Regions from separate parts of the Mus musculus genome. Here region 2 is linked to region 1. Evidence: chromatin loops called from intact Hi-C (ENCODE). Cell type or tissue: heart. All regions are shown on one strand.

Region 1 (2,500 bases):
TGAACCTGGGTCCTATGAAAGAGCAGCCAATGATCTTAACAACAGAGCCGTTTCTCCAGCCCCTTATTTCTATTATTACTTTCTGTAAGTTTATTATTGCCAAGTTTTATTCTCCCAAAGACTTAGGGTGTATGACCTTCCAAAATACTCTCCTATCATGGTACTAATACCAGAACTGAGTTCCTTGCCATCTGTTTGTCCCCTATCCTGTCCCTTATTGTAGACACACACCCACACCCCTCTGAATGAAGCTTCTATCGGAAAAAAGTGCTTCTACTCTGGACACTACAGAATAAGTTCTCAATAAGCTACTGCACAGAATGCATGCATGGATGGATGGATGGATGGATGGATGAATGGATGGATGGACGGATGAATGGCAATAGCCTTACTGTGTATGACGACTTCTGCCTAAATAGACTGTGATAGAGAATACAACATTTTTACCCAGGTTTATGAAAACTGATACTGTTTACTGTTCAGCTGAAAATGTGCAAATAAGGTTAAGAACAAGCAACAGTGTATTTGACAGATAGTCTTGGAGAAGGTCCTGAAGGTTCATTCAAAGGCCATAAAAAGAATCCTAAGGAGTTTCCAGTACTTCATCACTGTGACCCATCAAACCCATAACCACTACAGAACTTCACAGTCTTAAGACCGAAGTTTTCCTTTATATTTAAAGAGTTTATATTTGAATACTGTGAAGTAATGAATGATCACCGCCCACGGCCTCCACAATAACTTTTAAAGTAACGAGAGGAGGGAGCCTTAAGGAAAATTCTACCAAAAAAAAAAAAAAAAAAAAAAAAAAACCGGCAAAATGTCCTTTTCCTTGTTTTGAAAAGACTGGAAAATTCATCCCTGCAACCTTCCCTCCCATTTCACTGGTCAGAGTAAAAATTGGAAGTAGGAAAATTAGTACCACCACATCCTTTGAGTCAGAGACTCTGAAAGGAGAAAGCAGTTTCTTCTGTAGGGCACATACACGTTCCTGTTTCTAGAGAACGGGCCACTTGTGTGCCCCCCGCCCCCTCCCCCGTTTAAATGAGAGCCCAGTTTCTGCGCGTCCCAAGTCCGCCCTTACTCAGGCTGCTTGCACTGGGAAAGCGGGATCGGCTGGACTGGGGACGCGCGGCGCAGAGCACTGGGGTCTCTCTCGGTCCATTCTCTTTCTATGGAGCCCGGAGGAGGACACTGCACTCACGGTGCTTCTCCTGGGCCTGCGACCCAACACGCCACAGAGCGCCGGCCCCGACGGCCGGTCCCGACTCCGGCCACAGGCTGAAGGCGGCGGCGGCGGCAGGAACAGCAGCCTGGGCTGAAGGACGGCAGCGTCCACGCGGCGGGAGAACACGGCTCCCGGAGCCGCGCGTCTGAGAGCCGGGCACTGCGGCGGCGGACACGCGTCCTCGGGAGAGGCGTCCCCGAGGGCTCGAAGCCGGCCGTCCCCTGCGACCCCCGCCACACAAAGGCGACGGCGGCGCGCGGCCGCCAGCATAGGCCGCCGGCAGCCCCGCCGCGACGCCGCCTTTGTCTGCGGGCCTCGGCCTCCCCGCTCCTTACCCGCGTGAGTAGCGGTCTCATCTGCTCGCCGGCCCCGTCTGCCTCCATGGCCCGCCCCGGAGCTCTGAGAGGCCGCGACCGCAGCAGAGACGGGCACGCGGAGGGAGACCCTGTGCGGAGCGCTGGCCGCCGAGAGCTGGCCCCGGAGTGCGGCGACCGCTGCGAGCGCGGGACGTTCTCCGGGAGAGAGAGGCAACGGCGTGCCGCGAGGACTGAGACGGGCAGAGGACGCGGCGCGGAGGAGGCAGCGGCGCCCGGGCGGGGGCGGGGCGGGGGGCGGGGCTGGGGGGCGGGGGCGGGGGCGGGGGCGGGGCGCGCTCCGGCACGCCCCCCCCGGAGCACGCCCCCTGCCTGTTAGGCACCAGGTCCGGCGTCGAGCGACCGCCTCCAGTGGCTAAGGGGCTTGGAGGTAGGGCGGAGACAAAAGAAGACAGACATTCGTATCAGCCAATCAGCAGCTCGGAAGGGTCTGTCGCCTCCCCCGCCCCCCAGGTCAGTTTCCCGGAGGCCCCGCCCCTCTTTGTAAAGACTTAATTGACCGAGGCTGAGAGTGGAACTCGGTTTTTCGAATCGGAAGTTCTACAGACTTTCGAAGTGGAATGGGGTCATCACCCCATTCAGCTCCTCACCACGTGTTTTACAAGCAGGAGAGAAACAGGACGACGCCAGATTCATTCTCTGCCTCTGCAAGTTTCTCTCCTAGAGGTAACTCTATCGTGGACCCTGTAAAAGAGGGGATACATTTAGCAACTTGCCTAGTGCACTCCCTGCACTGGCCTAGTTCCACAACCTGTCCCACTCTTGGGTCGACCCTATAGGTAGGGTGCTTGTCTACTATCTACCTGGGTGTGGAGGTGATGGTCTCCATCACAAATGGACATTGAAGGATTAAATACATTTCTGTCCCTCTGTGAAGGTGTGTCACTTGTGGTGTGCT
Region 2 (2,500 bases), 100 kb after region 1:
ATCTCTGCTGGGGCTCTGATACACTGGGCTGAATAGCTGTGGGGTTTTGATTTTAGTTTTAGTTTATATCTAAATTATATTTAGATAGATTCCCAAATATTTCTTGTTGTTGGAAGTTTTACCTTCCCTCTTTTCCCTTTGTTCTTTTATTTTGCTTAGTTTCATTTTGTTGAGACAGTCTTGTTATGTAGCTCTGGGTGGCCTCAAACATGCTATACAGGCCAGGCTGGCCTCGTGCTTGGCATCCGCCTGCCTTAGGGTAATAATTACAGACTCTACATAGGTCCTGGCTTCTTTCTTTGCTTACGAGTCCAATTCCTTGGTCAACCACAGTTAGCTTTTTTAAACTCTCTAGAAATGATTTCCCGAAGAAGATTCAAAATTGAATAGGTAACTTAAATTCTTGAAACCTATCTACCCACTGGGGATATGAAGCCCAGTAAGGACTTAAGCATTTGAGATGCAGCCATCCACTGAATCATCTAGACTGAGCTCCAGGGTAGAATATATTCTCTTAACTCCATCTACCTGTTTGATTAGATTCTAAAATCCCCCTAGGTAAAATTCAAGGGGTCCTTCCCTGCGTCTTCTCTGCCTTGACAACTCCATATTCCGGCATATCTCCATAGGCATCTCTGACATTTAGTGCTTCTTGTCAACTTGACAAGGTGCCAAATCACCTGTGAGACCACTCTGTGGGCATGCTTGTGAAGGGCTATCTAAATTAGGTTGGCCTCTGGCCATGCTTATGCGTGATTATTTATATTAGGTTAACTGAAGTGGGAAGACCCACTTTACTGTAGGTTCAACCGTTTCATGGGATGGAGTCTGGATGCATAAGGATGAAAGTGAGCTGAACGTCAGTTTTCATCATCCCTGGCTTCCTAGCAAATACGACAAGCAGTCTCAAGCTCTTGCCACTGTGACTTCCTCTCTGTGGTGAATTACATCTTCCTCAAATTATAAACTGAAGCGAACTTTTACTCTCTTCCATTGCTTCTTATCCGGTATCTTGTAGCCAGTAAAAAGAAAGTAACAGAAGCAGCAACTTTCATGTGGTTGTCTATTTGATTTATGTAGGCTAGGGAACCAAATCCCTGTGTCTTGAGCTTGGTGGTCAGGTTCCCTCACTGGTCAGAAAATCTCTCTCACGGCCAGCTGAAGTGTTCTCTACTATACATCAAAACTCTCTTCCATTTTGCCTGTTCTAACCAAGCTCTTACCAGCCTGTGAGAGCCAGAGGGCACAGTGGCTCCTCATGGGCCATCCAGTGGAAACAGCAGAAGCAGCTGCAGGGGGCTGCAGCTCATAATGGGAAATGCAGAGTTGAGCAGATGGATCTTACATTTGGAGGAAATGCCTTCACATGACCTAAGTTCCTGCTCTAAAGAGAACCATTCACACAGCAGAGAAACCATAGCGCTTCCAAAGGACAGAGATGTGCTTTGTTCTCTCTCATCCTCTCAAGTAAGGCACAGGAAAACTCAAGCAATGGCAGGGCTTCAGCTCAAAAAGAAATGTGAAACAAGTTCTATCTGTGACCTAAATGGTAGTATGCATTCTTTCTCTCTTCCTTTTTACAACCACAGGACAGGGGGAGAATGGTAGTAATTTAGTTCTCATTAATAATAATGACCTTTATCTCCCAAGGAGGCAATTATTCCTTACAATCTTATTATAGTTTCAAAGGGCATATCACATCTCCTAACAATTTCTGGTACGTAAACACATTTGAGCAAACATTCCATCATGTTCCCTTCCTGTGTTCCTTCATGCTTTTCTTATCCTTGCTTCTGTCCTTCTATTTTCCTACCGTCCTTCCTCAGCCAACAAACTTTTGATGACATGACAAGATCTCAAGTGAGCTTACCAAAATTCAATTCAATTCAGCAAATGCTTGTTGGCTTCCTTTCCTGGGCATAGGTATGTGCCCTCAAAATGAACTACACAAACATCAGCCCTTAGAAGCTAATGATTTTAGGAGAAAAATAAGCAGATGAATCAGAAATAACTAAAGTATAAAAATTACAGTAAAAATGCAACCATAAGGGACAAAGGAGACCGCTCAGTCTGCAAAGTGCTTGCCATGTAAACACGAGGTCCTGAGTTCAGATCCTAGAATCTTAGACTCCATGTAATGTTGGACATGGCAGTGTGCACCTACAGTCTTATCCTTAGGGAATCAGAGGCAGGTGGATCTTTGGAGTACATTGGCCAGTCAGCCTAGCCTAATTTATGAGCTCTCTGTTCAATGATAAGAGAGCCTATCTCAAAAAATAAAGTGGAGAGCAACTGAAGAAGACACCTGATGTTAATTTCTGGTCTGTATGCATGTGCACACATGTGTACCACAGGCACACATGTGTACACATACATATGTTATACACATTACACACATAAATAAGACACACAACCATAAGTTTATGGGCATTCGAGGATGTGCAGTTTCCATGTGGGACTTGAAGTATAGTGGGGTTTTAGTCCAATAGGCATATGAAGT

What was found. Peaks named below come from ENCODE experiments on the same cell type or tissue, not always from the same donor. Only the 100,000 strongest peaks of a DNase experiment are listed, where the experiment ranks them.
Region 2: it touches region 1 in a loop (2.1-fold over the local background); 2 of 42 quality-filtered maps call a loop at or near these places.

The regions. Positions count from the first base shown.
Region 1 is chr14:14,702,344-14,704,843 of GRCm38, reverse strand. It overlaps Slc4a7 (solute carrier family 4, sodium bicarbonate cotransporter, member 7), which reads right to left and starts at 1,819. Exons shown (of 26, transcript NM_001360504.1): 1 at 1,564-1,819. The coding sequence starts at 1,611. In heart, CTCF peaks have their summits at 1,311 and 1,959; a DNase peak (open chromatin) is centred at 1,993; H3K4me3 peaks cover 2,486 bases; H3K27ac peaks cover 1,651 bases.
Region 2 is chr14:14,598,623-14,601,122 of GRCm38, reverse strand. No RefSeq gene overlaps it. Among named protein-coding and RNA genes, the nearest start is that of Slc4a7, 100 kb to the left of the region's middle. In heart, no CTCF peak of the experiment used is centred here; a DNase peak (open chromatin) is centred at 1,322.